Linked DNA regions of Homo sapiens: regions 2, 3 and 4 are each linked to region 1. Evidence: chromatin contacts called from ENCODE Hi-C or POLR2A ChIA-PET data. All regions are on one chromosome and are shown on one strand. Each heading gives the region's core, a stretch centred on a gene start or an enhancer-like site at or near the end of the contact. The rest is flanking DNA. Distances are from core to core; before and after follow the strand shown.

Region 1 (2,789 bases), core at 206-2,705:
TTGTGAAATCCCATTTCTACTAAAAATACAAAAATTAGTCAGGCGTGGTGGTGGGCACCTGTAGTCCCAGCTACTCAGGAGGCTGAGGCAGGAGAATCGCTTGAATTGGGGAGGCAGAGGTTGCAGTGAGCCGAGATAGCACCACTGCACTCCAGTGTGGGCGACAGAGAGAGACTGTCTCAAAAAAAACCAAAACAACAACAAAAAAAACAATGTAATCAGTCATATTAACAGACTAAAATGGAGAAATCACATGATTATATCAATTGATGCAGAAAAGGCATTTGACAAAAATTAAACACTCATTCATTTAAAAACTCTGAGAGGAACTTCATCAACTTGATAAAAGCATCTTAAAAAAACTCGAGCTAACATTATAATTAGTGGTGTGTGAAAGTTGTCAGATTCAAAATGGAATCACTTGTGTCAAACCCTGGCAAAATAGGGCCAGGGGGCCGGGCTAGGTGGCTCACGCCTATAATCCCAGCTCTTCGGGAGGCTGAGGCGGGCAGATCATTTGAGGTCAGGAGCTGGAGACCAGCCTGACCAACATGGTGAAACCGCGTCTCTACTAAAAATACAAAAAAATCAGGCCGGGCGCAGTGGCTCATGCCTGTAATCATAGCACTCTGGGAGGCTGAGGCAGGCAGAACACCTGAGATCAGGAGTTCCAGACCAGCCTGGACAACATGGTGAAACCCCATCTCTACTAAAAATACAAACATTAGCCGGGCATGGTGGCTGGTGCCTGTAATCCCAGCTACTGGGGAGTCTGAGGCAGGAGAATCGCTTGAACCCGGGAGATGGAAGTTGCAGTGTGCCGAGACTGTGCCACTGCACTCCAGCCTGGGCAAGAGAGCGAGACCCTGTCTCAATAAATAAATAAATAAATAAATAAATAAATAAATAAATAAATACATGAATAACCTTACTGTTCCAGAAGGCAGAGGGACTGAAATGGGTTGGCATGGCTGCATTCCTTTTGGAGGCTCTATGGGAGAATTTGTTTCCTTGCCTTTCCCAGCTTCTAGCCGGGCATGGTGGCATGTGCCTGTAATCCCAGCTACCCGGGAGGCTGAGGCAGGAGAATCGTTGGAACCTGGGAAGCAGAGCCTGCAGTGAGCCGAGATCACACCACTGCTCTCCAGCCTGGGCTACAGAGTGAGACTCCATCTCAAAAAATAAAAAGTAAAAAAATAAAAATACAGAGCCAGGAAAGGTCATGAAGGGAGGAGTCTCATGCATGATTTGCCAGATAATAAGAACTTTCACAAGAACATTTTCCAAACCACAGCTTCCCACATGAGACAAGAGTACTGCTAACAGCACAAGGGCAGCTAGCAGCTAACACAGGAACACTAGCCTGACACGGTTTCTCAGGCCCAATCCAAAACTGCAAGGGCCTAACAAGAACTCCGAGACTCCAAGTCCTACCTAGCAACTACTGACACTCACCAATCTGCTACTGAACTCGCCAGCTCTCATAAAAAACACTGCTAGCGCCAATGAACTTTCTTTTGAAACAACTTACGTAAATCTCCTCTTTCCCCAAGAGAACCCTAAACTTTTCCTTTGTTCTCAGACATGCTGGGGGCTGCCCTAGTCTATGTGGACATCCTGGATTGCAGTTCTACTTCTTGTATATTATTCCCAAATAAAACCTTTTTACTTGGAGATTTGTCTCTATTTTTTTATGTTGATGGATGAAAAACTGGAGTTGGAGACCAGACTGGGCAACATAGTGAGACACTGTCTCTAAAAATAAAAATAAATTAAACAATAATCAGCACTGCAGCCCCACATAGCTCAAATACTAACAAGCTCAAGACGGCAGTGAAGGAGGTTGGATTGGAGTACACGCAATTTAATTAAAGCTGCAGCCCAACCCATGTTCAACTCAGCTTTAGGAGGAATCTGAATGATCAGCCCCTAAACCTGCTAGTCAGAGGAAGGAGCTCGCATACTCTATAAAGTGTGTGTACGTATGTGTGTGTGTGTGTGTGTGTGTGTATATACATGTATATATATATAAAGTGTGTGTATGTATGTGTATATATGTATATGTATATAAAGACTAAAAAATTATGATATACAATTGTTTTTCATACACAATATCCAGAGTGCAGTTCTAAAAATATAACACATGCAATAGCAAAGCAGGGAAATGTAATACATAATCAAGAGGAAAAAGAGCCAACTGAAATAAACCCATAAATGACCCAGTTATCAGAATCATTAGAGAAGAAATTTAAAAATTATTATAAATATGTTATAGGATTTATGGGAAAAGATGGATACAATGTGTGAATAGATGAGTTACTGCAGAAAAGAACCAAATGGCCAAGTGGCTCATACCTGTAATCCCAATACTTTGGGAGGCTGAGGTGGCAGGATCACCCAGGAGTTCAAGACCAGCCTGTGCAACACAGTGAGACCCCATTTCTACACAAAGTTTTAAAATTAGCCAGGCATGGTGGTACGTGCCTGTAGTCCCAGCTACCTGGGGAGCTGAGGTGGGAGGATCACTTGAGCCCAGGAGGTTAAAGCTGCAGTGAGCCATGATCGCACCACTGCACTCCAGCCTGTGTGACAGAGCAAGACCCTGTCTCAAAAAAAAAAAAAAAAAAAAAAAGAACCAAATGGAAATTCTAGAAGGGAAAACTATAATATCTGAAATTGAAAGTTCAATGGATGTGCTTAACAAGAGACTAGGCATTGAGAAGGAAAAACCGTACATTTGAAAACAGTCTAATTGAAATTGTTCAAATTGAATTAGAGAAAAAATTTAT
Region 2 (2,789 bases), core at 138-2,637, 390 kb before region 1:
GCAACATAGTGAGACCCTGTTTCTACAAAAATAAAATGAAACAAAAATTGAAATAAATAAGTACAAAAATATGGAAAAATGGTTATGAAATAATGTTAAGCAAACATTTCCAAATAGAAAATGGGAAATATGCTTTGAATACAACTTTCTAAAAATATACTTGCAAGTAGTCAAGTAAGCTAAAACCTGAGTTAGGATACCATCACCATGGGTAAATTCCCCAACCAAATTGTAATTCTGTCTGTCTTTTCAGCTTTAGGTTAACACTGCCATGTTAAAAACATTATTTAAGGGGGGTTGCCTTTGTAATTTAAAATTTTTAACATTAAAGGACCTAGTTTAAAGAAATCATCAGCAGTGCAGACAAAGGTTTACACAAAATAATCATCATTAAGATGTTCTCTGAAGCATTACTCATAATGTTTAAATGTTGAAAATGGCCTAAATAACAACAATGGAGGAAACAGGTGAGAACTGCAAGCCTATGAGATAAAATGTATTTAGGAATACATTTGTATATGGACAGTAAAATGTTAACAGTAGTTATTTCTCAGTGGTGGATCTTAAAGTCAGCCTTATTTAATCTGTTCAGTATTTTCCTCATTTTTTTACTCAATGGAAGTTTATTATTTTTATAATCGGAAAAAATTATATATTTTTAAAAGGCTGACAATTGAAGAATAAGGAAAAACATTACATATATTTCTTAGGCCAGAGTCTAACTTATTATTGCAGATCTTGCAAAACCAGTAACTACTTCCACCAAGGACTATCTTCTTGTGGTTATCTTTAGGTAACTTGAACTGATATTTTATCTTACCTAGATGGAATCTTTTATGATTTGCCAGCTAGATTTTTTGCTTATGTTCTGAAATGTGTTACAAAGTAATGATTACTGTAGTCTGCTAAGCTGCTAGAGATTGTGCTATGAGCTTTTAGTTTCTGTTTAATTTATGTCACACACAAAAGGCCAAGCAAGCCCTTCCTGAAAGCACTGCTGAAGGTGATATGAAGGACTCCAGAGTGGTTAAGTCCCAAGCTCCCAATAATCTATGGCAATTTCTATTTCACTTGAACCCATTTCCATTTATAGACTATATTCAAGCATGACAAAATGCAAGTGCTGCAAATGTCTTGCCAAAAACTTTAAAAATAAAAGCCACACCCACCATGATTATCACTGGTTCCCTCTCTAATGCAAATTATGAGTTAAATAAATCAGCATGCTAAAGATAGATCTTCCTGTGTGAAGAGCTCAATGTCCGCAATCAGTGTGACAAAGTGAGAAGACACAATGTGTCACCATGATTAACTGAACCTTAAACATGAACATCCCAAGCTGCTGTGCAGATGTGTGATGCTGATAAGATGAGCTGATTGTAATGCTCTCTGACTGCCAAGAAATACGCTCTAAAAGCCACACCCGAAAGGTCTGGGAGAAAGCTCAGTATGAAGTCACCAAGAAAGAACAAAATATCACCCAACTCAAGGTTCAGTCTTGTGGGCAGGGCTGGAAGGGCTTTGGGAAGAACTGTCCTATATCTTTATTTTACATATATATATGTATGCGCAAGACAGAGGCCTAGAGAGGTTGAGTCACTTGCTCCAAGTCACACAGCAAGTAGCAGAATTGATAGAATCCTGCCTTTACCCAGTTCCCACCATCCTTTCAGGTCAAAATTTCCTATAATGGCATAGTCCTCGACCAATATATCTTTCTGAGAGTCTAGAAAGACAGGAGGTGTTGAAAGGAAAATAATGAGCCCACAGGGCAGAGAGAGAAAACTGAGGCACAGTGAGATGGAATGTTTTAACAATTAGTTGGCAGGTGTTATATGGGACTTTATCCACTATCTTCTCACCCAGTGTAGATATTTATCACCAGAATCAAGAAACAGCTTAGAGCTAAATGACTCAGAATACAAGCTCACAGTTCCTACCTGCTTCAGCTGTTCGGACCCTGAAGTTAGATCACTAAGAAGTGTGAGAGGTAGCTTATCTGACCAAATGAGATATCTGTTTGCGGCCTCATCAGTCAAGTAACTGACACCCATCTAGCTCAGAAGTTTTTCCCTTGATTTTCTCAAACATTCTTTCAAGTCACTGTTTTTTTTTTTTTTTTTGGTCATCATTTAAAATTAGTTATGCAGGTATGGAAGAGAAAGGCCTTTGACAAGACAGCTAAGATGTGGTCACTGCCCACCTGAAAAACAGATGAACACGCGAATGAATGGTAGAAAGAGCAATAGACTTGGAGTCAGCAGATGTCAGGAAGTTACTGAACTTTTCTGAGCCTCTACTTTCCTCTTCTGGAAATCTGTGTTACAGGATTGGTGTGAGGTCTAAATCTAAATGAAACAACATGTGTAAAGTGCTTACAACAGTGCTTGGCTAATGTATCTTAGCTACGACTATTACCTTCATTGTCATTATCATTGGTAAGTCTTAGTTTTGCTACTGATTACCTAGGTGAGAGCATCTCAAACTTTTAATGTGCACAGGAAACATCCGGGATCTTGGTAAAAGGCAGGCTCTGATTTATTAGATCTGGGCCTTGTTATTGTTGTTGTTTTCTTCTTCTTCTTCTGTTTTTAAAAATACAGAGGAGGTCTCACTGTTTTGCCCAGGTTGGTCTCGGACTCCTGGCCTCCAGTGATCCTCCTGCCTTGACCTCCCAAAGTGCTGGGATTACAAGCGTGAGCCACTACACCCAGCCTAGATTCTGCATTTCTGACAAGGTCCTGGGGACATGGTACATCTGTCACAGAGAACACACTTTGAGCAGCAAG
Region 3 (2,789 bases), core at 151-2,650, 320 kb after region 1:
CAGGAGAATGGCATGAACCCGGGAGGTGGAGCTTGCAGTGAGCCGAGATTGCGCCACTGCACTCCAGCATGGGCGACACAGCGAGACTATGTCTCAAAAAAATAAATAAATAAAATAAAAAAAAAATGCAAAGTGAGCAGGGTGTGGTAGCACGCACCTGTAGTCCTAACTACTCAGGAGGCTGAAGTGGGAGGATGGCTTGAGTGCAGGAGTTCAAGGTTACAGTGAGCTATGACTGCCACACTGCACTCCAGCCTGGACTACAGTGAGAGCCTGTCTCAAAAACCAACAAGCAAAATACCCACCCACACACAGCTTAGTTTACATATATAGCAAAAATCTTCTTCCAAGCCACCTAACTCCTTTGTATATTCCTTGCCCTCAAATTTACTCAAAATAGTATCTCCCTTTTTTTAATATTTTGGAGACTCTTCCATAAATATCTATTGAGAACACACTATGTGTGATTTCCATGTATTTATTTATTTTACTTAATCCTCACAGCCATTATGTAGACGAGGAAAGTGAAGCTCAGAGATGGGAAGTCACTTGCCTGAAGCCGCAGGTTGGTAAACATTAGACTCTAGGTAATTTGATAATTTGTGTCCATTTATGAAGTGCCTGCTGTAGCCAGGCCCTCAGGATTGTCCCAAACCTTTATAGTCACTCTTACAACAAATACTGAGTGCCTTCATGTTTCAGGCAATGGGCCAAGTGTTGGGGCTACGGTGGAGAGGAAAACAAAGGCTTAGCCCATGGTTGAGGGAGGTTCAATTGTTCACCCCATTTTTCAGGTAAGAAAACCAAGGAAGAGAAGGGAAAGAAAGTGTCCTGAGATCACACGGTCACACGAAAATAGCTGAGGCACGGCGCGGTGGCTCACGCCTCTAATCCCAGCACTTTGGGAGGCCGAGGTGGGAAGATTGCTTGAGCCTGAGTTCGAGACCAGCCTGAGCAAGAGTGAGAACCGCCGTTTCAACTAGGGGAAAAAAAAAAAAGCCAGGCGTGGTGGGACACACCTATATTCCCACCTGAGGTGGGAGGATCGCTTGAGCCCAGGAGGTCGAGGTTGCAGTGGGCCGTGATCGCGCCACTGCACTTCAGCCTGGGCGACAGAGTGAAACCCTGCTGCACAAATAAAAGAGAAAAGGGAAAAAGAGCGGAGACAGGCAGCCCCGCTTTACAGGTAGGGAAAGTGAGGCACAGAGAAGTAAAACGACCTACCCAAGGAAACCCATCTAGTAAAGGCAGGGACCGGGATCGCAGGCTCTTGGAGCTCACCAGTCCCCGCCGGGCGGTGCTTGGCCCCTCCTTCCCCTCCGGCGGGCGTGGCCCGGCCGGGCCCGCCCCCTCCCCTGCGCGCGTTCCTGGCAGCCCGGCCGGCGTTTCCTGCCTGCGTCGCTGAGCTGGCGGGCGGGCAGCCCATCTGGCGGCCCCCGCGGGGCGGCGCGGGGAGGCGGCCCAGACTTGCTGGAGCCAGGCGCCGGCCCGGGGGCCCCCCTGCCCGCCTGGAGAACCCAGGTGTGGCCGCGGCGGGGGTGGGGGGTGGTGCTTTCCTTCCCGCTCGCTCGGCCCTTCCTGACGCACCAGGGCAGGATGCAGCCTCCTCCCGTCCTCTCCTCGGCCTCCGCCTCCCGCGCCCTGGCCCGGAATGCTGGAGGGAATCCAAACGCAGGGCGGGGAGGCAGGGGCAGGCCCCTGAGGCCCCGCCCCTGATAGCCATTTGATACCACCGCTAGTCTTGCCCGTGTTTGGGGTGACTCAGCTTCCCTGCTTGTGCAAGAACAGCTGAACTCTGACCTCCTGAATGGCCGACTCTTGCCTTGCTCCTCAGGGACCCCAGACACGATCGTAGGAACCGGAGGTACTACTGCCCTAAGCCATAGCGCTTGACATTATCCATTTATTCAGCAGTTTCAAGTCGCGGCAAGCGGCGTTTGACCACTTCTGTTCCCTGCCCAGTGCTTAACTGGTACCTGGTGCCGGCCTGATGGAGGCTCTGAAGGCTTTCCCTCAGAAAGCTGGACCCGCCCTGGGAAGCAGGTCCTAACCCCCCTTCACAGTCGAGCACAAGACCGCTTCATTCACACTGCAGGAGCCAGCCCTGCTGTCAGACTGACGGTGCCAAACCCCCTTCTCCAATGCTGCCCCCAAAAGGAACCAGGGATCCATTATCCTGATCATGTCAAACGGCACCACGGTGAATACGAGTCTTGGAAGCCAGACACTCTGGGTTCACATGCCCCCTGGGCCCGCCCTTACGGTCTCTGCCTCAGTTTCCCCATCGTAAGAATGATGTAGGTACCTCAAAGTGTTGTTACAACGATTAAGTAAATCTTAAGATACATTTGAAACTTGAACACGGGTTTCAATTGTGCAGGTGCACTTAAACGTGGACTTTTTTTCTACCTCTGCCACCCCTGAGACACCAAGACCAACCCCCTCCTCTTCCTCAACACAGAGACCAGGATGAAGATCTTTATTTATGATGATCCACTTTCACTGAATAATTTTTTTTTTTTTGAGACGGAGTCTCACTCTGTCCCCCAGGCTGGAGTGCGGTGGTGCAATCTTGGCTCACTGCAACCTCCGCCTCTTGGGTTCAAGTGATTCTCCCACCTCAGCCTCCTGAGTAGCTGGGACTACAGTCGCCTGCCACCATGCCAGGCTAATTTTTGTATTTTTAGTAGAGTCGGGGTTTCACCATATTGGCCAGGCTGGTCTCGAACTCCTGACTTTGTGATCCGCCTGCCTCTCTCGGCTTACTGCAAGCTCTGCCTCCCGGGTTC
Region 4 (2,789 bases), core at 144-2,643, 290 kb after region 1:
TGGGGGAAGAATAGACTTTAAAGACACCGGAAACACTCATTCAGGCCGGTAAGAGCAACAATCCAGATGTAGCCCTCCAATTCTCCTCCCAGAACCAGCTGTGAAGAGGGTCAGGGGTCAACCCCCAGCCCAGGCCCCTCCCCTCAACCCAAGAAGTCACTACAACTTTACCACCATCTAAATTATTTGTTTAATAACAAAAAAACAGCCCCACAGAACTATTGTAAAACAATATTTTCAGTCGGTGATCATTGTAATATACAATACAAAGCAATTTCCTCAGAAATCTGAGAAGCACCAAACGTGACCATTTTTTAAAATGTCTGCTTTTCAAAAAATAGAAACACACGAGTGGAATCCCACCCCCTAAAGTCTCTGGTGACTAGTAGGTGTGCAGAGAGGAGCGCCCTCTCCTCGCCAGTGCCTCAGCCTCAGCCCCAGGCTGGATGCAGTTAAGGGCGCAGTGGCCGCCGATCGGTCTTGTTCTCCCTCAGATCCGGCGAGGCGCGTTGGGGGAGACCCACAGAGCACGTAATTCCTCTTGCCCCCTGGATGGCTGGGGTCCGCCGGTCCCTGGGGGAGGCGCTTCAGCGACACAAGATGCGATCGTCCGCAGGAACGCATGCCGCCTGTGAAAACGAGAAGAAATGAGACCGGCGGGTTGGAAGGGACGCCGCTCCGAGCGCAGCGAACGCCCCCTTCCCCAGGAAGCACGACGGGGGAGCGCTTTTTCCAGGCTCCTTAGGCACCCCCGCATAGCCAGGTACCCGCAAGGATGGGACGGAAGTGGTGCAAGCGCCCACGCCCTCTCTGGCCTCCGTTTCCCCGTCGGTATAAGGATGATCTAGTGGTCGGATCTGGATCTCACCTCGGCCGTCAGGGCGCTGATCTCGCCGTTGAGGGTGCTGAGCGGAGCCCGGACCGGCAGCCCTCGGCCCCCGGGGGTTCCAACTTCGGATTCCGAGTTCAGCTCCAACTGAAGGTCCCTGATGTAGTCGATGACGTGCTGGAGAATCTCCACCTTGCTCACCTTGCGGTTCTGGGGCAGGGTGGGCACCAGCTCCTTGAGGCGTGAGTAACAGCCGTTCATGTCGTAGAGCAGCACGTTTACCTGCTGCTCGTCCAGCAGGGCAGGCAGGCGCGCCCCGGCGCCCCCGGCGCAGCGCGAGATGGCCACGCTCTGCTCAGACAGACAGCGCACCACCTCGCCCGCACCGCTCGCTGTCTTGCCGGCCTTCAGCGCGCAGCTGGGGCCCGCGGCGGCGGTGGCGGTGCTGCCACTGGCGACTTTCATGATTCTTGGCGACTGGCTGAAACAGAATGGGCAAAGCGAAAAAAATGAGGTGGAAGCCCGAAGCAGATACGGAAAATGGAACAGTTAAGAACGTGGAATGAGAGTGCGGAGCCACAGCTTGTCTTTTATAAACACGCCACGGCCCCCGGAGGGGCGGGCTCAGAACGTTCAAAAGCAGCCAATGGGCGGCATGGGGGCGTGACCCGCGCTCCTAGGTCCAGCCTCCTGCTCGTCTAGTGCCTGCTCGCAGTGTGGAAAGACGACCCGGGTTTCAGAACAGCAAGGGTGGGTCGGTGGCAGGGCACCGGGCAGGGCAGCGGGTAGAGGCGAGGGCCGCACTGGGCTCCTCTGGAAGGAGGCAAGGAAGCTAAGCAGGCATTGCCTTATAATGAAAAGACCTCAGGAATCAGTTTTTCCCATATTCACTTTCTCACTTCTCCAGCTCCATTTCACAGATGAGAGAAATTGAGGCCCGAACGGAGAAGCGGCTGGCTCTGGATAGCCCAGAGAGCCTGGGTTTCCGGACCCTCTTGGAAGATGCTTCTCGGACCCTGATCTACAAATATCAGGACCGAAATTTAAAGCGGGCGCTCCTTTACATCTGCTCCCCTGGGCTTTCTCAATTCCTAAATAATGTTGCTGTTCGTGTTCCTGAGACCCGGAGGGCCTACCCAGATCCCTCCCGGGTGGGAGCAATTAATTCGGGAAAGTCTAGTAAGTTTGGGGCTGGGTGGCTGGGAAGTGAACTAGATAGAGCGCAGTGGAGTGAGGCTGCATTCGATTCCACCTTGAATTTGCAGCTCCTTGCAAAAATTTCCTGAACCTGCAACAGTTCGTGATTTTTTAATGTTTTTTCCCATTTTTGGCTGCTTTTTAAATTTTCTTCTCAAAGACCTCAGAGCAGGGTCTCCCTCCCACGGCGCGGCAGCTGCGGAGCTACAGTCTCCCCCCTCCCTTCCCGGGCCGGTCTGTGTCAGCGTCTGAACCAGCGGCTCAGACCGTTAGACGCCAGGCCTGTGACGTCACCCATTCATAAAACCCGGACGGACTGTCAGGCTGGCGCCGCGCGGGCGGTCGCCATGGAGACGACAAACTGGTCTAGCTAGTTCCCGTGCTCCCCCCAGCCCGTCACCTGCAGACCCCGGGCGGGAGGCCTGGGAATGCGTTTCTTGCGGGCGCGGTCGCTGAGCAAGGGTCACCTTACCTCCCCGCCCCACACCTGCGAGTCTCCCAACCCAGACCCACAGCTTGGGCCGCTTGGGGTTTCTTCACCGCTCCCCCCACCTCTCCGCCCCAGCTACCCCTTCCAGCGTGGGGAAAAAGGCCTGAGTTCTCTTTCCAGCTCTGCAGCTGAGTGAATTCAGGCGGGTCGCATGCCCTCTCTGAGCCCTAATATTTAATATCTGCTTGGTGTTTAAATAATAATCACAAACGTGACCATTATTAATTTCTTACTTTGTACAGCGGGCACTGTATGAAGAGTTTGTCTTGATCA

What was found. A loop is a pair of places that touch in the nucleus more often than their neighbours do. ChIA-PET counts read pairs that join two places held with the same protein, here RNA polymerase II (POLR2A). Pooled maps may share reads with other maps.
Region 2: a loop to region 1 is called in a pooled map, with 4 times the contacts of the local background. The contact joins two enhancer-like sites. A Hi-C loop is called at or near these places in 6 of 50 pooled maps. POLR2A ChIA-PET finds 5 or more read pairs at or near these places in 2 of 52 experiments (activated CD8-positive, alpha-beta memory T cell and activated naive CD4-positive, alpha-beta T cell).
Region 3: a pooled map shows a loop between it and region 1 (4-fold over the local background). The contact joins the promoter of HM13-AS1 here to the enhancer-like site in region 1. A Hi-C loop is called at or near these places in 4 of 50 pooled maps. POLR2A ChIA-PET finds 5 or more read pairs at or near these places in 3 of 52 experiments (Caco-2, activated CD4-positive, alpha-beta T cell and activated CD8-positive, alpha-beta memory T cell).
Region 4: a loop to region 1 is called in a pooled map, with 2.9 times the contacts of the local background. The contact joins the promoter of ID1 here to the enhancer-like site in region 1. A Hi-C loop is called at or near these places in 4 of 50 pooled maps. POLR2A ChIA-PET finds 5 or more read pairs at or near these places in 2 of 52 experiments (MCF 10A and T-cell).

The regions. Positions count from the first base shown.
Region 1 is chr20:31,893,942-31,896,730 of GRCh38, reverse strand. The region is part of intron 3 of TTLL9 (tubulin tyrosine ligase like 9); the gene reads right to left. Among named protein-coding and RNA genes, the nearest start is that of TTLL9, 25 kb to the right of the region's middle. RefSeq lists an enhancer at 1,596-1,645. Within about 2 kb of position 1,455, at least 14 of the 41 ENCODE cell types and tissues checked have a DNase peak (open chromatin) inside an H3K27ac peak, as active enhancers do.
Region 2 is chr20:32,284,434-32,287,222 of GRCh38, reverse strand. All of the region lies in intron 1 of KIF3B (kinesin family member 3B), which reads right to left. Among named protein-coding and RNA genes, the nearest start is that of KIF3B, 8.2 kb to the right of the region's middle. Within about 2 kb of position 1,387, at least 10 of the 41 ENCODE cell types and tissues checked have a DNase peak (open chromatin) inside an H3K27ac peak, as active enhancers do.
Region 3 is chr20:31,571,874-31,574,662 of GRCh38, reverse strand. It overlaps HM13-AS1 (HM13 antisense RNA 1), which reads left to right and starts at 1,400. Exons shown (of 3, transcript NR_046853.2): 1 at 1,400-1,521; 2 at 1,740-1,864. LOC107985416 (a long non-coding RNA gene) reads right to left here and starts at 1,653. Exons shown (of 3, transcript XR_005647051.2): 1 at 1,225-1,653. RefSeq lists a silencer at 1,121-1,700 and an enhancer at 1,502-2,043.
Region 4 is chr20:31,603,893-31,606,681 of GRCh38, reverse strand. It overlaps ID1 (inhibitor of DNA binding 1), which reads right to left and starts at 1,393. Exons shown (of 2, transcript NM_002165.4): 1 at 869-1,393; 2 at 172-629. The coding sequence starts at 1,294. The coding sequence ends at 588. LOC105372588 (a long non-coding RNA gene) reads left to right here and starts at 1,487. Exons shown (of 2, transcript XR_936669.2): 1 at 1,487-1,579; 2 at 1,737-1,991. RefSeq lists enhancers at 1-239, 286-955, 956-1,626, 2,016-2,195, 1,931-2,769.